3 separate regions of the Homo sapiens genome follow, and all the other regions are linked to region 1. The links are chromatin loops, found by intact Hi-C in ENCODE. Cell type or tissue: A673. All regions are shown on one strand.

The links. Peaks named below come from ENCODE experiments on the same cell type or tissue, not always from the same donor. Only the 100,000 strongest peaks of a DNase experiment are listed, where the experiment ranks them.
Region 2: it touches region 1 in a loop (11-fold over the local background); 23 of 110 quality-filtered maps call a loop at or near these places.
Region 3: a loop joins it to region 1, with 6 times the contacts of the local background. A loop is called at or near these places in 2 of 110 quality-filtered maps.

Annotation. Positions count from the first base shown.
Region 1 is chr14:83,295,762-83,303,761 of GRCh38, reverse strand. The region is part of intron 3 of LOC105370601 (a long non-coding RNA gene); the gene reads right to left. Among named protein-coding and RNA genes, the nearest start is that of LINC02305, 620 kb to the left of the region's middle. In A673, a CTCF peak has its summit at 3,117 (motif pointing left); DNase peaks (open chromatin) are centred at 1,751, 2,171 and 3,111; H3K4me3 peaks cover 528 bases; H3K27ac peaks cover 3,827 bases.
Region 2 is chr14:83,460,564-83,468,563 of GRCh38, reverse strand. No RefSeq gene overlaps it. Among named protein-coding and RNA genes, the nearest start is that of LINC02305, 450 kb to the left of the region's middle. In A673, CTCF peaks have their summits at 4,662 and 4,867 (motif pointing right); DNase peaks (open chromatin) are centred at 513 and 4,873; H3K27ac peaks cover 487 bases.
Region 3 is chr14:82,706,803-82,714,802 of GRCh38, reverse strand. LINC02301 (long intergenic non-protein coding RNA 2301) reads right to left here. Exons shown (of 6, transcript NR_146650.1): 6 at 7,978-8,000. Among named protein-coding and RNA genes, the nearest start is that of LINC02301, 68 kb to the right of the region's middle. In A673, a CTCF peak has its summit at 4,372 (motif pointing left); a DNase peak (open chromatin) is centred at 4,362.

The DNA of each region.
Region 1 (8,000 bases):
CTTATTGCTACTTGGGCAACAATATTGTGATATTGTTATATATAATATGCATCCATACACACTTTTACAGATATATATTAATGTATCCATGCACACATCAATATTTATTTCTCTACCATTTATCTATGGACATATGCAAAATCCATGACTTTATGTGATATAAATTCCAATCCAGCACCATAGAGTTCATTCTAACTTTTCTCCTTTCCACATTGTTACTTCTTTATCTAACATACAGAAACTTGGATCACATTATCCACAATATATTTGAGTATTTGTTCAATTCTAGTATACAAAAAAAAAGCATTTTCAGATTTTGTAATGCCTACATTTGCGAAAAGCAATGTTGCTAACTAGAGTACAATATCTCTTGTTTTCTTTTTTACCTTAACCTTTAATTTTACATTGCAATACTGCCTTCCAAAGTTCCTTAAATAGGTACTTTACTTTTTCACCCTCTTAAGTGGGAGTATGTTACTCATTTGTAATACAGTTCGGTTACTCTTTACTGCTTGTATTCCATGTTGGGTTTCCCTCACTTCCTGAGGGATTTTAAATTTTTAATCTATATTTTGGGTAGGCGAAACAATACTACAAACTTAGTTTCATGTCAATTCAAAAAGTATATTCCAAACAGTGTCACTGTCTTCTCATCTGTGCCACTCCACTCCACTTCTATTGTTTCATCCTCTTCACTCTGTTTTCACCATCTCCCTGTTAGTAATTGATCTTAATAGTTTCTGGTTATCATACCTGTATTTTTTTCTCCATAAATAAAAATATACATGTATATTTTCTTACATTCCTAACTTTCCTACATGAAACATATTATAGAAAACTCTGTTGCTCTTGGGTTTTTTTTTTTTTTTTTTTTTTTGGCTTAGCAATATATTCTGGGAATTATCCAACATTAGTTCATAGAAATCTACTTCTTTTTTTTTTTTTTTCCAAGACAGAGTTTGGCTCTGTTGCCTAGGCTAGAGTGCAGTGGCTCGATCTCCACTCACTGCAAGCTCTGCCTCCCTGGTTCACGCCATTCTCCTGCCTCAGCCTCCTGAGTAGCTGGGACTACAGGCGCCTGCCACCGTGCCCAGCTAATTTTTTGTATTTTTAGTAGAGATGGGGTTTCACCACGTTAGCCAGGATGGTCTTGATCTCCTGACCTCGTGATCCACCCTCCTCGGCCTCCCAAAGTGCTGGGATTACAGGCGTGAGCCACCGCTCCAGGCCAACTTATATTATGGATATTTAGTTTGTATCCAATATTTTACAATGACTAACAATGCTGAAATGAATAACCTGGTTCATATGTATTTTCATAATAATACATTGTGAACCTAAAATCAAAATCCTAATTGATGGTTGAAATCACAAAATTTAAATTCATTGAATTGTAGTTTTTTAAAGAGTCTTATATTTTCTTCTATTTCCTTTAAGAAAAAGGAATATTCTTAGTGTACTTTCATTATTTGAACTAAAGACACCTGCAGAATACTGGCTGTTACTAAAACACTTCAAAGAGGAATCAAAAATCCATTGCTAGTCCTGGTTTCACTAATTACCAGCTATGTGACATTTGGAAATCCATTTACACTTTAGTAACTGTTAATTGGAGGCTTGTCTAGCACATGCACTTTTTTTGAGATACATAGTGAACTGAGAGACCCATAAAGAACAGTTGTTCAGACTGCAGTCAACTGCCTTTCAGGAAACTCCTGGAGAGATGTGGGGGCGGGGGGGTGGCCAGGATCCACATGAGGATTAACCATTTCGTCCTAAAGATGTCTAAGGATATGGATTTAGCACTTTGATTTACATATTTTTTCTCACAGCATTTGCCTCATCTTTGGCTGATTCTGAATATCTGCTTGGAGGAAAAAAAGGTGCTAAAATTAGACGCTTTAATTTATTCTGCTACACACATATGCTCTCTTTCATCTGGCCAACTTGTAATAAGTGGATGTCCTAATCTCATCGTTCATATCTTTTTCATGTTGGCAGAGTTGAAAAAGAAAAAAAGAAGAAAAGCAGAAAGAGGAATTTGTGGAGAAGAAAATACTAAAGTCCTCCGGTCCCCCCAGAAGGAACTTTTTTTGTTAACATGACCTTACATTGTCCCACTGAATAATGCAAAATTTGTTTGGTTGTACCCTGCAGGGCTCCCAGGCCCGGAAGCCAGGGGCAGCAGCGGTACCAAGTTGGCACAAAGTAGCAGAAATGTCATTTTTTAATTATGTGGTTCTGAGGGGAATCTATTATCCACCGCTGAGATGCTGAAATCAGACAATTTATCTCCAAGGCAGCTCTCTCTACCATCTAGAATATATATCTTTTGTCACTGCAGGAAACAGAACGAGAGGATGTTTTTATTTCTGGTGCCTTATGTTTATAAGTTTATTCTTTTAAATTTTGCCAATGAAAAGAAATGACACCCTAACATATTTCTTGGGTCCCCTCTGCCCGCTTCTCCTTTGTGAAGGGTGTTCAAGTAACCCAGGCTCTTTTTTTTCCTGAGTTGGTATCAAATCTTCTAGGTCTCAAGTTCAAGAAGTCTTTGCATAGCCTCCAGATCATGTTCCGAATGCCCATTTCCAAGATAAATAGAAATAATTTGTTGAGAAGTCCCAAGAAAACCAGAGGCATCCACCTAAATTAATATAAATATAAACTGCTCTTTTGCATTTCAAACAAGATGCTGGAAACTATTTGAGTCATATCCATTCTCCCTCTCTATAAGCTATTTTCATTTAAATGTAAACTAATACTTATATCTACCAGCTTGTTCATAATGATTGTGCATTATTTCTGCTTTTTTTTTCCCTTAAGGTATCAAGGCAAATGAAAAAAATTAGCTCATATTTGTCTTCTTCCCCAACCTCTCCCTTCTTTAAAAAATCTGCTAAATTCATTATGTTCTCTACTCTGTGTGCATCAGGGCTCCAAGCAATTCAGATCTATTAACCATCAGGTACAAGCTAAAGTGCTTTTAAAACAAATGCCTGCAGTTTATTTTAAATGAATGTATGCTTTCTATATTCTGCAAAAGCATCAGGAAATTTGATCAAAACTTGGCATGGCTGAATGACAATAGCTGCACTGTCCTCTAGTGGAATATTTTAGGCATAACAAGACAAAGGCAGATAATCTTTTGGTCTTTTTCTTTCATGCGCCTATGTGAGTTTGTGTGTGTGAGTGTGTGTGGTGTGTAGCTTTTCAGAATCAAAGAGAAATGGTATGCCACCTGTTAGGCCTTTGAAGGTTTTTTATTTTATTCTGGAATACAAAATTTTCAAAGATTGTTGATTTCCTAACACCAAAAGCATATATCACTATGATATTTTCAGCTCTATCTCTGGTAACATGAGCAAGAGAAGAATGTGATAATCTTTACTGTAGACTTTATTGCTGTACATGTTAGAATGTAAACATTCCAGTTAGAATTTTAATCCACTTCGAGTATTCTTTCATAAGTATATGCAACTCAGAGAAGAAATATGTTTCAAAGAGTCATTCATACTTACATGTTTGTAAAATCGTTCCAATCAAACAGAAGAAAAATTATATTTAGAAAGATCCACCAATGGGTAATACAGGGTTGCCTCCACTATTTCTATTAGTAGAAATGTTAGATGTATTGAGGGATTTGATTCTGAATCTATCAAAGCAAGCATGTTCTGAAACCTCTTCCAGACTGACCTGTATTATTTGGGATTTTTAATATACAGGATAAACACACACACACACACACTTGGGAGTATGATGGGGAGGAAAGTGGAGCCAGTTGGGTAATTGGAATTTACTTTTTAGCTTCCTCAGGAACATTGAATCATAATATGTATACCTATGTAAATATGTAAACATCACAGAATCTCACCTCCAGACCTATCTTTAATGTATCCGGATCACCCTAATTTGTAGCTTGTTACAAAATCCTTGCCATTCGGCTGAATCAACGATATCTCACTCTTATCAGTTCCCATTTCCTAGACTCTCAGACAGAAAACCAGACACTCAATATGTTTTTCTTACTAACTGGGCAGCAATAAGATCCAGGCCCAGAATGAGACCTCATATGTTCAAATCCTATATCTAGTACCAGTGCTGATATTTCTAGTGAGTTGCATAACTCTCTGAGCTTCATTTCCTTGTCTATGAAAGGGAGATAATAATAATATCTACCTCCTAGAGCTGTGTGTAGATTAAATGAACTAGGACATATGTAAATCAGCATCACATAGGAAAATGCTACTGCAAAAAAGTTATGAGCTATATAAATACCATTCAAACTTTGAAGCATGAATCCAGATGACCATTTACCACTGTCAATAAGGATAAAGTCCCCAAAGTTGATAGCAAAGGAATGAAAGAGAGAGGGGGCAAGAATGGTTGTAGAAATTGAAGTCACCTGTGTGACTAAGAAAAACTAAATTTTCCCGAAATGCTGTTTGTTATTAACAATAGCAAACTGAGTATCACATGTAAGGCTCATGAGGAGTGGCAAGAATTCCTCTAGGAAAATTCTCTGTAATCTGTTAATGGATAGGGAAAGAAGTCCATACCTAAGGGAATTGCCTGGCTCTATCTGAAGCCTCACGAGTTCTATTCTTTGAGTCTTGGAGCAAGCATGTGAAGAGAAAGAGGCCTTTTCTTCTTGGTTTCCTCCAATACATCCAAAGTAAATTAAACACCTCAATTTATTAAGGCATTAATATTAAAAGACCATTTTACAGATGGGAAAAAGAATGATATGCTAAGCCTTGCAGTACTGGCTCTGTCCTTAACTGGTTGGCTACTAGATCTTATGAAAAAAAAAAAAAAAAAAAACCTTAAATTCCCAGGCATTTGATGTCCTGATTTGAGAAAAAAAACATAAATTTCTCAAGATTCTATACATGATTCTATCAGTTGGTTATGTCTTAACTGATTGATATGGTTTGGCTCTTTGTCCCCACCCAAATCTCACCACTAATTGTAATCCCCAAGTGTCGAGGGAAGAATCTGGTGGGAGGTGACTGGATCATGGGTGACGTTTCTCCCATGCTGCTCTCTTGATAGCGAGGGAGTTCTCACAAGATCCAATGGTTTAATAAATGGCAGTTTCTCATAGGCTTTTTGTTCTCTCTTACCTGCTGCCAGGTGAGACGTGCCTGTTTCTCCTTCCACCATAATTTTAAGCTTCCTGAGGTCTCCCCAGCCATGCGGAACTGTGAGTCAATTAAACCTATTTTCTTTATGAATTACCCAGTCTTGGGCAGTTCTTTATAGCAGTGTGAGAACAGACTAAATACACTGATGAAATAAAACCTGATTCAGAAACCTGATTCCATCCAATAATCCAGATACACACACACACACACACACGTGATATGGTTTGGCTATGTCCCAACCCAAATCTCATCCTGAATTGTAGTTTTGATAATCCCCATGTGTCATGGGAGGGACCCAGTGGGAGGTAATTGAATCATGGGGGTGTTCATGATTCAACAACACTGCTGTTCTTATGATAGTGAGTGAGTCCTCATAAGATCTGATGGCTTTATAAGGGGCTTCCCCTTCACTCATTTCTCATTCTTCTCTCTCCTGCCATCATGTGAAGAAGGATGTGTTTGCTTCCCATTCCACCATGATTGTAAGTCTCCAGAGGCCTCCCCAGCCATGCGGAACTGTGAGTCAGTTAAACCTCTCTCCTTTATAAATTACCCAGTCTCAGGCAGTTCTTTATAGCAGTGTGAGAACAGACTAATACAATATGTATGTATGTATGTATGCATGTATTTATGTATGTATGTATGTATATATGTATATAAAACACAACCTTCAAGGGGAAAATAAATAAACTTAGTCTAAAGAAAAACAAACAGTATAATACAAAAATATTCAGGCCATTGTGAATGTCATAAAAGTTAAGATAATAAACTATAAAGTTTTGAGAGATAGTTTTGACAACAGAATTACTACCCTGAAATTAAGCTGTAAATAACCCATTCCACTGAATTTAGTACTAATAACAAAGCTGTTTTCTGTCACCAAAATTCATATTAGGCAAGTCTCTTTGCTCTCAAAATATAAAAAAGTAAATAGAATATAATCAATTTAAATGTTTCAGAGGTACTCAGGTGTTCTTTAAGTATCTCTACAATTGGGTTATTTGTTTAAAATGCTTATGCAAACTTCCTCATGTATTTTGTAGGGAAACACGTGCTCCCAAGCATGCATACACATGCACAGAAACATGTGTAACTGAATGTTTGTCAAGGTTTGATTGTTAGGCTAAGAGATACGGTGCATTGTATTAAATTTTTACTTCGACTCATGTCCAGCAGGAATGCATATTTTTACCCTCTTCATTAATATTCTTAGGGAGAGCCTGGTTTTCTATCTTCTATCCTGTTTGAAAAGTCTTTAACAAAGGATCAAAATATGTAGCTTTTCTTAAATATTGTTGTAGTATTTTTCCTTTCTTTATTCTGTAAGGCAAAAGCCTCAACTTTATACAAATTTGTTTCTCTTATAAAATTTTTGTATTAGATAGAAAAATAAAAGAGGCGATTTTATAGCTCTATACTGCCAAGTGTCAAGTTTTTGTTTTTCTCCACTTGATATAAATTACCTTTCATCTTCACATTTAAAAAAAAATAAGGCTAGAATGAAATTATTATTTTTATTTTGTTTAACAATCCACTCCCTTGCAATAACAAGTCCTGCAGCATTGTTCAGCATAGCTTGGCTTTATTCTATTGCTTTTATTTTATTAAGAATATACCTCTTTCCAGTCCTATGGTATAATCATTTAGCAGTTGCAAAATTTCACCTAAAATATGCCAGCCTGAACAGATCTTCCAAGATTTGTGTGAGTTTAAATAGCATGGCAGCAGGTAGTAGATATTGGTTTTCAAAAATAGAACTATGAAATCAAATTAAAATCTGTTTAGTAAGGAAATATATGACAAATATTTTTATATGGAATATAAAAAATAAAACACAATCAATGAAGCTCCAGGAATGTTTATATTTTCTCTAAAACATATATAGATGACTTCCTTCCTTCCTTCCAGCCTGACTTCCTTCCTTCCTTCCTTTCTTCCTTCCTTCCTGCCTTCCTTCCTCCCTTCCCTCCTTTCACTCCCCTTTCTTTCTTCTTTCTTTCTCTTTCTTTCTCTCCTTCCTTCCTTCTTTCCTTCCTTCCTTCCTTCCTTCTTCCCACCCTCCCTCTCTTCTCTTCTCTTCTCTTCTCTTCTCTTCTCTTCTCTTCTCTTCTCTTCTCTCTTTCACAGCATTTCACTTTGTCACCCAGGTAGGATGGAGTGCAATGGCCCAACCTTGGCTCACTGAAACCGCCACCTCCCAGGCTCAAGTGATCCTCCCACCTCAGCACCCTCAAGATGGGGACTACCAACCCCCAAGTTGGGACTACGCACCACCACGCCCGGCTAAATTTTCTGTTTTCTGGTAGATAGGGAGTTTTCACCATGGTGCTCAGGCTGGTCTCGAACTCCTGAGCTCAAGCCATCCACCGACCTTGGCCTCCCAAAGTGCTAGGATTATAGGCATGAGCCATTGTGCCTGACCAGAAGTATATATAGACTTTCAATAAATGATTGTGAAAATGAAAATTAATCAGTTGTGTTGTTTGTAGACATGTTATAAAAGCTTCCATTCTCCAAGATGGTTACCTTTTCCATTCTTATTAAAAAGTATAACTTTCATTCTTTTGACTGATTTTAAATAGTTTTAAAGGGCCATGAGTTGTAATTTATTTATACTAAAATCTAGGAGAGAGAGAGAGAGAAATCAAGGGGGGGGGGGCTGTTTATTGAAAACAGAAATATTGCATATCTACATTGTCATTTTAAATAAAATTTCATGATATTTTTCTGCTGCCATAACTATTTCAACTAAGTGTATGATTTCAGTAGCATTATGACAAAACATAATAATTGTGTTTAATTAATTAAACCCTTAATTACAATATGTGTGTCAACATCATTCTTGATTTCTTT
Region 2 (8,000 bases), 160 kb before region 1:
AAAATATTTTTATTTTTCTGGTAGAAATTTTAAAATTTGTATTTTTTACCTAAAGTTCTTTTCTATCTACTCATGGAACATTTTAATTTGTGAACACATATCCTTGCCATGTCCCACAAATAACAATAAATGGATATAATGCGTGCACCCACATTTCCTTTGCCAAGTTTCATACAATAAATAAACTAACATCAGCTTTTAGAAAAGTTAGAACTTTTTAAAGAATGCAAAGGAGATAAAGACACATCATTGAAATTAGTCTCTGTTTTAATTTGTTCAAGGGAAACCAAAAAGATGCCTGAAGGTAAATGCAGTGTATGTGTTTTTTGCCCCTGTCATAATAGCATTTTTGTTTTATTGCTGTATGTATTACCATTATCAAACTACTGTATATTTGATGCTTGCCTATGGCAATACAGTGGCCTTAACTAATAGAAGATGGCGCAGCATCAGGACTACATTAAGAAAGGAATGTTTTATTTAAGGACTCAGCTGGTAATGTACTACCGTATTTCCCTTTACAATTTGCTCACTCTAATTGTTAAAACATTTCCTGCTATTTCAGAAGAGTAGAGACCACAAAAGCCTACAGATGAAGCACTTTGAGGTTTACACTGGAGGAACGAATTTGTTTTGCAACCTGCATTTAAAAGCATTTTAAACATGTCTTACATGACTCCTTTCTTTCTTGTCTCTATTAGTTGTTTAGAATTCAACCAGGACTTCTGTGGGTTCTGGAATGAGTAATTAATGAAGCATTAGTGTTTGAAAATTTTCTGAATAAAAGTCAGCAAGGTAGAACACAGGCAAATGAACCTAAAGGCAGACATACACAAAAAATGCAGTCCATAAAATTTCTGGTCCAAATATGGATTTTAGATTTTTGTACTATTTTCTCCAAATTTATAGTTCTAGTCTAAACAATATATGCTATAATACTTTTAAGAAGTGGGATATATCACCATTAAATAGTGGGAGTGATTTTTTTAAAAAAGGTTGGTTGGTATTAAAAAGGAATTAGGAAAGATTGAAAATATACTGATCAGGCATATAAAAGTGAATAACAATGTTCCATTACATTATAAAACATTTTAAGTAACTAAATCATAGTCCCAATATTAACAGATTTCTAGTGGATATTTGAGATCTATTACTCTTCATTTTGACAATTATTGCAAGTGTCATATGAAGACATAGCTAAATTCTCCAAGTATTTTGTGAGCTCTCCTTGTTCAGGATATTTTGTACTTCTCACAACTTCCAATGTGACAGGTAATAAATGTAAATAAATCAATACAGATGAATGAAACATATTTTCATTAAGAAGGAACAAATCTTAATTTCTAAATGCCTGGTAGTTATTTTCCAGGTATTCAATATCAGCATCACATCAATTATTTCTTATGACTTAAAGTTTCATTTCAGGGCATAATTACAACTATAGTAAAAGTTTACATCAATATCTCTTCAATATTACAATTACAAGGATGCTTGTGAGAAACAGCTCCTTTTTAGCACGGGGGTTGAAGCTAGAACTGTCACAATTATCAATTTTGTGATTTGTTGATTTTCTTTATTTCTATGACACCAAGTAAAATCTGGTTGATCAAGATATTCTATTAATAACTGTGATTTTCAAATCTGACCACGAATTAAAATCTCCTGGGGATCCAAACACAACTATTTCATTTATTTTTTTATGTGTATAGGAAATTACCAACAACCTAGCATATTTCTGTATTCCCATTTCCAATCAAACATTAACTACCAGCGGCATCCACTATTAGTTTTGACTGTTACTGAACTTCATATAACTTGAATTTCATCCCATGCATTGATTTAGAGAATACCAGGCAAAAACAGATTTTAGATCCCACTTAGATTTGGTCATGTTTCAAAATCAGGTCAACAGCTATCATGAGAGCTTTTTCAATAGAAGTTGCCTAACCTCTAATCTAGATTAATTGGCATCGATTTTCCTGTATATTCAAGGATTGTATTAATATCTTTTTTGAGAAATTGACCATAAACCTAAATCCTCTTCACTTAGGAACATTTTGTAGAACTGGAAAGAACACTTGTGAAAAATATTTGCTGATTCAAAAGCTCTATACAAATATACAGGACTATTAGAAATGATCTTCTGCCCAATATACAAGTTTTCTTGTCATAAAGAAACAGTTTTCCTCTTGCTGTCTTCTCAGGTTAAAATTATTCAGACTTGAACATCTTTACAATCCCCTGGCACATGCTAATTTCAGTGGATCCTTTATTTCATGCATCCTCTGCCTTCCTGCCCAGTTTCCTGCCCAGTTTTACCTCTTGCCCAATTCTCTTCAATTACTTGAACAAATGGCAGTTTTTCTTGCCCCAGGGCCTTAGCACATCCTGACCTGCCTTGAGATTCTCTGTCCCTGCTTTTTGAAAAGCTAAGATCTCATTTTTTTTCCATTATCTGTATAGATATCACTTCTTCAGAGTGGCCTCTTCTGACCATTACCACTTCTGTTTCAGTCTCTCCGAGCACTCTGATGATTTAGATCATCAAATCATTCCTAATGTTTACTTATTGGTACCTTGCATTAGGTTGCCAACTCCATAAGGCTAATGACACCAGGTATCCAGCTTGCTTTTATATGTCCAGAGCCTAACACTGTGACTGAAATATTAAAACATTTCTCCATTTCTTGAAAGAAATGAAGACTTTGCCTTTCCATAAAAAAAAACAGCTACCTTTATTTATAAATGAGAATTTGATTTCTTGAGAGTGAGGGTTTGTTCCCATGCTCTTTTCTTATGTGTCATTTACTCTGGGTTCAGGGTCCTTGGATCTTCGTTGAAGAAAGAAAGTGCTTCTTGAAGCATTCGGTATGTATTAGTGCTAACGTCGTGGTAATGATGAGCTCCCGAGTAGTATGTGTGCCTTGTCACGTTATCATGGGGCTGAGAAAATACTTCCTAATTTATCTCTTCAAATGTAAGACCCTCTTTCTTCAGCAAGATCAAGTTATCTAAGCATTCAGAAGCCTCTCTCTATTTCATTTGTTTCTCTGAAGATGTCAGCTGTTTCTTAATATTCCTCAGGTGCTTTATCTCACTCAAATCAATTGATCTGAACCACTGAGAACCTTATTCTTTTAAGAAAAAAGAATATAGGAAACTACAGAGTGCTAAATACTGCCTTAAATCAGCTTTATAATATACCAATTGCCTTCACTGTGATGGAGGAGAAAACCCGTATCTTGACCATTTTTAAGTTCTATTGACTTTCCTATGTATTATGAGACCTCTGACACCATGGACGTGAGCAAAGCAAGACTAGCAGTATCAGGGGTCGACTAAAGGGGGATGATCTTTGTAAGAACTGCTCACTTCTATTTTCTTACATGACAGGAGACAATCAAGCACTATACTACACTAAATTAGAAACAGAGGGTAGAGCAAATGTCTATAGTTTTGCATAATCCTCATAAATTGGAGGAGAAACATACTCGGGCTTTTTAATCAATGAGAAGACTGTTCTTTCAATGACTTTGTTGCAGTTCTTAGCCCAGAAGTACTACAGCCAATGGTGGAATGACTACTGCAATTTTATTCGCAAAATACCTATGAGAATTCCAGATGGTGCCCCTGAGGCCAGTTGTTAACGGGGCAAGAGCGGATTCATTCCACACCCATTTTCTACTTTGGTGTTGAAATGCGAGCTAGTCCATGGTCTAGATCCCACCCACATGCCAACATGCACCTGCAAAAGTCTTCAATTTGGGGGCTTTTAAATCACAAGCAGACACCCTGATTTAGCTTACATATTAAAAATTCCATCGCAGGAAAAAAATTCTCCAAAAACTCAGAGCTCTAATTCCTTAATGAATTATGTACGTGGTGAGGGATATACAGACAGACATGACTTGATTTCCTGTTCAGAATACTGGAGAGCATATTGGAATACAGACCACGACCATTTCAGGGCTAGTGTTTCAGTCACACTTGCAAGTAAAGCAAAATGTTATCAAGATTTGTTTTAATTGAGGAAATAGGGAATTCCAAACTGTTAATAAAACGTCATTGACAACATTTGAGCTCAAGATAAAAATACAGCCTACTTTCTCCAAGTTTACTCTATGGTCTTTGGAGAAATGGTGTATGTGAATAGACAGTCACAGACTGAAGCCCATTTTGCACAGATTCTGCAAGACCTTTCTCTTCATTTATAGAAGCATGCCCCTTGCATTGGCCAAGTTTCATTTTAGACGCCCAATGAACCAGAAACCCAAAGCTAAAATCATCTATAGTCACCAGCTTGCTTATGCGTTTCACCTGGAGTCATAAATCTTTTCTTTATATCCTTTGGGAGGGAGTGAGTTCTCCTGAAACTTGGGCCAAGTTCACCTGACACTTCTCAGGAGCCCCATTTAGGGTTTACATAGAAAAAAGTCAAACCGAAATAATTTTTACCAGTTTTAGATTTCATTTAAAAAACATACAGACACATGTGCAATGTCCCAAGTCACTTATTTTAATAGGAATCTGGAAGACAGAAATGGCATCAGTTTAGACTGACAGGGCTAACCTAAGAAACGCACGTAAGACTAAAATCAATCTCCCCAACTCTATATTATCTATGAGAATTAGGCCAAAGGAAGTTTTATGGTAAAATTAAAAGAATGTGTGAGCACTTAGTAGTCCATTATATTATTATTATTCACATTCATGTAAATACTCCTAATCCTGATATTTTCAATCCGTATAAGCACAGAAGCAGTGAATGTTATTCTTACTGGCTGTAATTATCAGAGGCTGGTTCCAGAATAACATGACATCAGTGAAAGCACACAGACAAGAGGGAAGGGGCTTTGTCATAAATCTTCCAGTAGGGGGCGCCAAAGGCAAGAACTGTCTAAGAAATGTTCATCTGGATCCACTTTCTAAAGAGGTATCATCATTGCTCTTACTTTAAGCCTTGCCTCCCTCTTACCTCTGCTGCAAACTCATAGCATTAATAAATAAAATGTGAAAAGAGAAAATTGAAAAGTCATAGCCTTTTTTATTGCCTTAGTTGGAAGAAGTTAGGATCTTTTGGGGTGGGGGATGTGATTTGTAACTAGGCAGGAGCATGAGAAGAGTTTCTGGGATACTGATAGTATTCCATTTTATGATCTGGTTTGTAGTTATTTGTGTGTCTTCACTTTGAGGTGATTTATCAAGCTGTAAATTGATTGTATGTGCTCTTATCTGTCTTTCACACTTTTAAAAAATGTTTACTAAAAAAAGAGAGAGAGAGAGAGAGATTGCTGTTCTGTATTCCCAGAAATGACTAGTTGGAAAAGCAACACAAAAACAGCGATCAGGGTTGGAGTCTGCATGTGTGCTGGAATCTAGGTGTGGAAGCCTGCAGAGCAGGACATGGATTAGACTGTGATGGAGTCAGAAATGAAAAGTACTCTAAGAAAATAAGAAAATTGACTAGAGCTGTGCTTACTGCATAAAACTTGGGACTGGGAAGAGACTAAAAAATTGTTACCTATCTCTGGATCCACAGGCTACTTAAAATTTCATACCCCGGGAGATGAGAAGAGATAGACAGAGCCTGATGGCTGGGGCCTGCAGAGGCCTGTTCACTGTCTCATAGACGGAATATGCCATATTCTAAACCATACAAGTGCACAGAAGCCATGGCTTACCAAAATACAATCTGATCTGGACTCAGAGCTCCAGCGGTCAGCAACTGAAAATTTTAGACAGAGTAGTATGATAATAGACCAACACTGACCTTTACAACAAACAAACTCACTCAAAATGTATCTGGATTAAAAGCAAATAAATAAACAGATCTACATCTATTCTTTCCTTAATGAACCATCAGACATAGGAAAAAGATGGATTACCCACAAATCAGCAATAATTAGACAAGCCCTCCTCTCACCAGAAATGACAAATGGCAGAAGATAAGAGTATCCTTTCAAAACATTTACAGAAAATTACTGTCACAAAACAGTGTATTAAAAAAAAATAGGTAAGCTTTTTGAAATTATACTATTAAATGAAAAACTATGTAGAAAAATTAAATTTAACAATGTTAAATTAAGCAAAGAACTATCTGAAAATTGATTGGCCTCTCAAGTCAGAATAGCTCAGAGAGCCTCCAGCATTGCAAAGTGGTGGAATATTTATAGACAGAAAAATGAAAATAACATCTAAAATAACGGAAGTGAGGTACAGAAACGGATTTGGTATTGCTCAGTGTTTGCCTTATTTGAACACTGTTTAAACAGTTGGCTGCCTTTAATTGGCCAAAGCTCAGTGATTGGCACAAGAGTAAGTTACAGTCAGCTTACATGTGCAGTTAGGCTACAGTTCACTACGTACGGAGTAATATTTAGGCTGAACTTTACATATGTAAGAACATAACTTTAGGCTAAACTTAGTTTAACATCCTCCTTTTTGGTCATCCTCTCAATGTTGAGAGAGGATCAAAATTTTAGGCATTGACGTCACTGTCACCATTGTAAATTTTCTTATTTGGTGTCAAATCATTGCCGGTAAATAGCAAAACTGGCTTTTATAAGGTGGAAACTAGGACTCCAGGCTATTATTTTTTTAAAAGACTAGACTAGATGGGACCTTCTTGTGCTGGAATCACCTCTTTTGAGTAGAAAAACAAAACATGCTCTGTTTTAGGATCTTTCACCTTCAAGTTTTAGTTTGATTACGTCGCATTCAGCATGAATGACTTCATTTTGGTTTGTTCTGCTCTGTTGGGGCCTAGTGCACACACTCAGTCTTAAACAATGGCTTCCCACAAATATGTCTAAAAAAATTCCCACCGTTTGGTTAAGTTCTTACTCAAGTGAGAGTGACCAAAACTGAGGGGTTTAGCACATTCTCAGTTACCATCATTCTGGGTTTCTGCCCTCGGCATACCAAACATAGATAATTGCATCCTCATGGTCATATATTTCTTAGAGTTTTTGTCATTCTAGTTGACAAGAGATCATTTAATATTCTGGACATGGCTGCATGCAAACATTTAAAACTTGTGGGAGAATATAACCCACAATGGAGATTGCTATTATGACTATCAGAAGGAGGATAATATTATCAGGAGGAGAATATGGAGTATGCTGCTTAGCCAGAGTCCATACCTATATACATGTATACATATATACATACATACATAAGCATCTACATGTATATACATATGTGTGTGCATGTGTATATATATACATGTATACAAATATGTGCATATTTATATATATTTTTATATAAAAATTTATATAAATTTAAATAAATTTATATATAAAATTTATATATAAAAAATGTATATATATTCCTACCAGATTAGCCTGGAGACAAAGCTTGGGTGTGAAGAAGGGGCTATATTGGACTTGACTCTGACTTTTAGCTGCTGGCCTGGGCACTGAGAACATGTCTCCAGACCTCACTACAACTACCTATCCAGGCCTCCAAATCTAGAGGCTCAAAATAAAAAACAAAAGCTAATAGCCAAATCAAGAACATGTCAAATTATATATAAATGATAATTTTAAAGTCATTTCTATTTTATTAGCAATTTTTAAACTAGCTTCATTTACAGAATATTATCCCATACACATAATACATATAGACATACAAACATAAGAACAGAAAATATAGCTTTCATAAAGGATTCCAATTTGCTGGCTTTTAGATAATTTTTTCCCCATTCAGACTCTTAATTCTTTAATTACCTGTTTCATTGCCCTCAGTAATTGTTAACTAGGCAACAAATGTGCATTTCTAAAGGGACAATTCTTAGGTGAAACAAGAAAATTTATATTTCAAAAGCAAAGAGCTAACATTTAAGGCCTATGATATGGTTTGGCTGTGTCCCCACACAAATTTCATATTGAATTATAGCTCCCACAATTCCCGCATGTTATAGGAGGGACTTGGTGGGAGATTATTGAATTATGGGGGCAGGTCTTTCCCATGCTGTTCTAGTGATAATCAGTAAGTCTCAT
Region 3 (8,000 bases), 590 kb after region 1:
CTTGCTGCACCTATCAACCCATCATCTAGGTTTTAAGCCCAAAATGCATTAGGTATTTCTCCAAATGCTATCTTTCCCCTTGCCCCCGACCCCCTGACACGCCCCAGTGTGTGATGTTCCCCTCCCTGTGTCCATGTGTTCTCATTGTTCAACTCCCACTTATGAGTGAGAACATGTGGTGTTTGGTTTTCTGTTCCTGTGTTAGTTTGCTGAGAATGAAGGTTTTCAGCTTCATCCATGTCCCTGCAAAGGACATGAACTCATTCTTTTTTATGAATGCACAATATTCTACGATGTATATATGTCTCATGCTGTATCATTGTTAATGTCACTCAGAACTACTGCTTTATTAAAGAAAATGTGTTGGCGTATTTGTAGAGTAGAACACTCTTTGAACACAAGTGTAATTTTAGAATGTCCAAAAATATTCACCCCCTCCACAAAGATCCACTCTTCTGTACCCTGTGGAGTCACATGTTTCAGTCCCTGGAACAATCTTCTTGACTTTCATTGCCTAATGTAAAATTAAAGTAAGTCCTGAGTAGCTGAGGAAATTCTCTAGCCTCTTACCATAGAGCAAACTTCTCTGCTCCAGAATAGTTCACATGTTTTTGCAAAAATAGATAATGTAACTCAAAAAAATGGAAATAAATGAGCTGTTTGGTCATTAACTGTGATGACTTACAGCAGAGTCTGAAAGCTTTTCTGAAGAAGTAATCTAAATCAGCTCTTGTTCATCTTAAATTTTGTTAAATTAACTTATTTTAAAATCTATAATTATTTGTTAATATTAATAATAGTTATGTGCCAGGCACTGTTTTAAATTGTGCATATATATTATATTTAATTTATTATATAAATGTATATATGTAATTTAATCTTTTATGTATATACATAATTTAATTTAAATGTATATACGTAATTTAATCTTTACACTAACCGTATGGTTAGTGTAAAATATGTACCTCATAAAAATATGAGGTACATATTTTTATGATCACAACTTTACAGCTCAAGAAGTAAGGCACAGAGAGGTTAATGTATTGCCTAAGGTCACAGAGCAGGTAAATAGAAGCTGACCACAGGTTATTTACTACGAGTTTCTTCTTTATAATGCCTATCTAATTAGAAATGAAAGGGAAGTATAAAGTCTTTCCCTATGAGGAAATAAGCCCGCACTAGACACTGAATCTGCCAGCACCTTGACCTTGGACAGTCCAGCCTCTAGTACTCTGAGAAATAATTTCTGTTCTTTATAAGCCACATAGTTTATGGCATTTTGTTATAGCCATCCAAATAGGTGGACTAAAATGGGATAATCTGAGAAAATGGTGTTGGACTTGCATTTTATTCCAAACAAATGGTCAAACTTTTCTTTTGGAACCAAAGGCCTTTAAGAAGATGAGTACCCTAGGTCTTTTTTAAAACATTCATTACAAAGTTTTCATGCTATTCATTCCTAGTAATGCAGTACATATGGCATCTAGGAACTAACAGACTTCATTTGAATTTAGGAGACTAAGATTTAAACCCTGACACAAACTGTGTAATCTGGATCATGTTAGTGGTTTGAAGTATTCAATATTGTAGTCCATAAAAATAAAAGTACTTCCCAGTCCTTGAATTTGGGAATGCCTTCTGTGCATAAGGTACTTGCTGTGTGTCAAGCAGAGTGTTAGACACCAGCAGAAAATTTGCAGAAAGTAGAATAAGAAACTCCTTGGTTAATATATTGTAACCTCTTTAAAGTTGAATATTTCCTCTCAGAGCTAATTTCACCTTGCTTGTACTGTCCTTGAAGCCACTCAAGACTACTAGATTATTTGGGAAATGTGTTGATGCTCATACATTCATAATGGGAGAAGTGCATACTTGGATGGAACCCTGATTCTGCTTTTCAAAGTCCAGCACTAATTAAAACCCCTGCAGTGGTCTGTGATTCCTCTCCTACTTACTTGCTGGCTCTATCACTTCACCATCCTCATGTATGCCTTCATTTTGTGCATAAAAGTCAATGAGGCTTGAAAGGGTGACCGGTGGATGTTTCTCTTAACGAACTCTGCTTGTTTCCAGCATGGCAGCTTGGATATTTGGAATAAGCCTGCAGGGCATTTTGTTTGCAAATATTGTCACTTTAGTCTCTTTTTACTTCCCAAAAGTGCTTGAAAATTTCAGCGGAAACTGTGTGCACAGCTGTCATCTCTGGGGCCCCTGCCATGCCCCCATCAAATGTTCCATTTGGCTTTGCAGTCTTTGTCATAGCAGCCACTTGGCTGTCTGCCACAGCATCTGGATATCTGCCCTGGTGTAGTACCTGGGCATCATAGGACTTACTACCACTAAGTATCATGGGGCAAGTTGAACAAGAATCACTAAAGTGGATTCACGGATTAATAATGGATAGTCCATGTCCCCAAAAGGCTCTAACCATCCATTAGGAAAGATGGGCATAAGCATAAATAACAACAGGAAATTAGTAAGATAGAATGCCTAATGATAGGGCAAGCAAACCAACTTCAGTATTTCAAATCGGCTCACTGGAGCTATATAGTGCGACATCCATTGTAAAATCTTAGCATCTTTGGGTTTAGTTTCCTCATCTGTAAAATAAAGATTGGACTTTATGTATCTAAATTCCCGTTCACTCCTCAAGTCTCATGTCATTGCAAATCAATACACCTTCCAGAGGTTGGATTTCTCCATTTTTAAAATAAAGACTTTAAAAATCACTAGCACAAGATTGGCACATAATAGGTAACCAGTAAATGATGTCTATCTTTGTAGTATTTGCTATTGTTATTTGAGTATAGATGGTCTGGGTGGTAAGATTTGTGGAGCTAACTGTTGGGTTTTTTGAACCCAATAAGTTCCATTGTTCTTAATGTGTTTTGTTTGTTTGTTTGTTTGTTTCAGAACACCAAGGCTTTTGTTTTTAAGAACTTTTCACTGAAATGCTGGCAAAATGAAGGTGTATATTATTGTTTGATGGGAATAGGGATACCTTAAACCTGTAAGCTAGTACCTCTAGTATCAGATATCATTAGGTAGAAAAAAACAAAGTAAAGAGGGAGGGGGAAGTCTTTGAGCAGCAATACAACTCCATCAAGAAACTGAAGAAAATAGGAGCAAAATTTCTTGCAAATGATAGAAGCCAAAACCAGACTTTCTTATCGGTGTCCATCCAAGGATCACTTATAATGCATACAGTGGACAGGAATGGCCACTTAAGAGTGAGAAGTCTACAGCAAGAAGATTCCAGGTGAAACAAGGAGAATGACCCCAAATGGAACAGCATCCCTCAGCTTCGGCAATTGTTTGCTATGTGAGAATGAGTTCCCAGGGCTGTCTGGCATCTGTTCATTTGATTGCTTTTTTATCAAAAGCCAGAAATCAAGATTCTTATGATAAGCTTCTTAAGCTTTAAATACTAGCAAATTATTAAATGATAAAAAAAATCAATGAATATAATCTTAATGAAATGTATATTTGAGGTAATGTTCCCAGAGTGCGGTCAGATAGACATGTCTGAATTTGGCTTTCAGGCAAGTTATGTGGAAGCAACACTTAAGAGAGAGAAAAAAAACAAAGTGGTGGGTAGACAGAGTAGACTTCTCTTCAATCTAATCTAACCTCATCTCTTTATCATTGAAAAATTAATAGCACTTCACTGTCCCTTAGATGCACTTCCTATGTCACCTATTCAAAGGATATTAAACATGCAATTCTATGCGTTTTCAGAGTGTAATGCGAGGGAGGCTGATGGTGACTCCCCAAATCGGAGATAAACGATCATAGGATATTAGAGCTGGAGTTGCCTTCATAATTGTCTCATGCAGTTCACATTTTAACATTGAAACTGAGTTTCAGAGAAGTTAAGAGATTCATCTAAAATCACACAACTTGTTAATAGCAAAGCTGGTACAATAATCCGTGTATTTTCATCTTGCTTGTAGAGAGTCCATATCTTCTGAATTTAGATCTTCTTTTACAAATTGTCCACTTATCCCAACCAGATATCAAAAAGTCAACCCTCTTTTTGTTATTAAAAATATAAAATCACTTGGGCCTGTCTTCAAAAGTTTCTCCACATGGGCAGAGGTTAGGAGTGTGAGGAAAATGGCCTCTGGAGCAACAATGATTTAAAGCTTGAGCCGTAGCCTTTGATCACTAGCACACTTTGCCCTGCTGTGAATTCCACAGATGGAGTTTTCTCGGGGAGCTATATAACTTTCTTGCTTATGTAGTTGAAATAAATCTAAACCCACTTACTTTGCTCTCCTGCCCAGTTTTTATTAACTACAGGTTGCAAGGCAAGTTTGGAGGCATTCGCTCCAGCCAAGTTTTGTGCATGGTACGCCACTGCCCTCTACTGGTGGTACTATTCAAACCCCTCCTTCTGTCTCCCAGGGATGTGATGTGTTTAGTCCCAGGTTAAGAGGGAAATTTTGTGATGCAGACAGTTCTTTTGGATCCAAGACATGCAAATAAAGGGCAGTAACAAATGATGTATTACATTAAGGAATTTATTTCAGGTAAATGAGTTTCACCATTTTCTGTGTTAATGTTTCTGTATCCCTGGTGAAATCAAGGATAAATTGTGTGTGTGTGTGTGTGTGTGTGTGTGTGTGTGTGTGTGTCTACATATTGGAGACATCAGGCCTGTGGGTTCATAACTGTGGAAGGAGAAATTAAACCAAAGCAAAACACCTGTTAACTTATGCCAGTTGGTCTTCTGCGGTGAAGGTGGAGGGAAGTTCTTTGAAATATTTACTGGTTTATATCAAGCATAGTTTCAAGTATAGTTGAGTTTTAGTCCTAGACCTTACTTAATATGTAGGTAATGAGGTTCATCTGGCTCAAAATATTAAACAGAAACTGCATTTTGCAACTAGTATAATCTATCTTCTTTCTCTCTTTTGAAACAGTGGCTCATAGATAGTCAAATGTATTCTCTTCTGTTTTTCATTAATGCTAAATTGAAGAAGAGTTGAATTTCTTTTTTCTATATTAATAGCACATGGATTCACACACTGAAGAGCCAATGAACAGGAATTTTGCAGGAAAAAAAGAGGATTTCTCTGTCAACATACCCAGGGTCTCAACAGTTTCTAGGTTATTAATGTGCCTCAAAAAACTGTAAGAGCTGCATATGTATTAAGGCAGCTAATCATTTTTCCATCAGCTTTGTGTAATCTTCCAATTCTGGATGCAACCAGTTTTCAACACATTGTGAAAGAAAGGCAAATGCTCTTGCAACTGGCCTCATGCCATGTAGCAAAACACAGACTCGGAACAACTAATTTGAAGCTGAAATTAATGCCTTTTTTAATTCTGGGGAAACTGTTCTCTTGAGAAAGGTGTTTTTCCTTTTTTTAACCTATATGTTACATGGGTGTCAGAATTACATATTTTCTCACAAGATTTTACATCAGCCCTGATATTTCTATGCTGATAAAAGTGAATCCATGTGACAATGGAAATATTTCCTACAGAGCATTTAAAATAAACATATTAAATAAAATTAGAATTCAGAGGGATCTCAAAAATAATACTTTAGGATTGATTACATAGGCACTCCTTTTATTTTGGTTGATCTATGTACCTATTTATCTATCTATCTATCTATCTATCTATCCGTCTATCAGTTAAATTGTAAATGCATCCATTTTGAATCCTATGGTATTTAACAGACTTGAACAGTTGGAATGGTCAAGTTATACTTTTTATTTGCACCTGCCTGAAATATACACAGTTATATGACAGTGGCAATGAAAATCAAATTTCTGTTCCACAGATAAGAAAGTAATTACTTATTATTCAACTTTTTAAGTGGTCAAATGTTTATTTCTTAATTGGACAACTACACTAAAAGTACTTGTTTGCTTGAAATAAATCTTGTGCCTAATTTTTTCTGTGTATTGGTGGCTAACTTAGTCAATTCCATCTTACTCTTCTTCAAAAAACGGCTTTATTGAGCTATCATTCACATACTATACATTTCAGCCATTGAAAGTTGCAGAATTCAGAGGTTTTTAGTATATTCACAGAGATGTGCAGCCATCACCAAAATCTAACTTCAGAAAATTTTTGTCACCCCAAAAAGAAACCCCACTCGCATTGGCAACCACTCCCCCATCTTCTCTCCCATCCCCTTCCCACCACCCTTTCCTATCCCTAGGGAACCATCAATCTACTTTTCTTGTCTATAGATGTGCTTTTCTACATATTTAATTTAATAGAATCATACCATATATAGTCTCTTGTGACAGGCTTCTTTTACTTAGCATAAAGACTTTGAGATTCACCCATGTAGTGGCACGTATCAGGTACTTCACTGCTTTAATGTCTGAAAAAAGTATTTCTTTGTATGTATACACCACATTGTATTTATCCATTCATCACATAACAGAATAGACATGAGGCTTTTTTAAATTTTTATTTTATTATTATTATTTTTTAGACAAGGTCTTACTCTGTCATCCAGGCTGGAGTGCAGAGGCACGATCATGGCTCACTGCAGCTTCAACCTCCCCAGGCTCAGGTGATCTTCCCACCTCAGCCCCCTGAGCAGCTGAGACCACAGGTGCAAGCCACCATGCTTGGATAATTTTTGGATTTTTTGTAGAGATGAGGTTTTGCCATGTTGCCTAGGCTGGTCTTAAACTCTGGCCTCAAGCGATCATCCCACCTCAGCTTCCCAAAGTGCTGAGATTATAGGCATGAGCCACCGTGCCTGGCCTGACATTTGGCTATTTCACTTTTTGGCAACTATGAATAATGCTGCTGTGAGCATTCATAGATACGTTTTTCATTTCTCTTGAGTGTATACCTCAGAGTGAAACAGTTTAGTCATATTATAACTCTTTGTTTAAATTTACGAGAAAATGCCAGCTGTTTTCCAAATAAGCTCCAGTATTTTACATTCCTACAGGTATTATGTGAGAGTTCTACTTTTTCCATATAATCTCCAGCATTGTCATTGTCAATCTTTTTCATTATAACCTTCCTACTGGGTAAAATTGGATTATATATCTCTTAGTTATTGAGTTGTAAGAATACTTTATGTATTCTAGATGCTAATCCGTTACCAGACATGTAATTTGCAAATATTTTCTCCCATTCTGTGGGTTTATCTTTTCATTTCTTGATTATACAATTTGCAGCACAAAATGTTTTAGTTTTGATCAAGTTCTATATATATATAACATGTGCTTTTAAATATATATATATATTTAACGTGCATATATATATATATATATATGTATATACACACACATATATATTTTTAACATGTGTTTTTGGTATAGAGAAAACACTGCCTGAACCAAGGTCACAAAGATTTATTCCTCCATTTTCTTCTAAGTGTTTTTTGTTTTAGCACTTACGTTTAGGTCTATAACCCATTTGAGTTAATTTTTGTATTTAGCATAAGGAAGAAGTCCAACTCCATTTTTTGTATGTTGTTATCCAGTTGTCCAGTACCATTTGTTTAAAAGACTATATTACCCCCAAATTAATTCTCATGATGTCTTTGTTAAAACTTCATTCACCAAGAAGACAATGGTTTATTTCTGGACTCTCAAGTCTGCTCCATTGACCAATATGTCTACTTTATGTTAGTGCCATACTGTCTTGATTACTGCAGTTTTGTAGTAAGTGTTGAAATTGGGAACTGTGGGCCTTCCAACTATGTTCTTCTTTTTCAAGTATCAATTATATTTTTCTTAATTGGACAACTTAACTGGAAATATCTCTTTGCTCTAAACTGAATGTTGTAGATGTTTCTTCCTATACATTGGTATCTGCTTTAGTAATTACCATCTTGTTCTTTTTGGTTAAAGCAAATTACTTGGTTTTAATATTATGTCTGGCAAAATTTACTATGCAATTTGAAACAAACATGAGGAATTTTAAAAAGATTGTTGCTTTTTAACTCACGTAATTTTGCTTCTAAACGTTCTTCCAAGAAAGGTACACACTGTGTGGTCTTCTTTGATGCA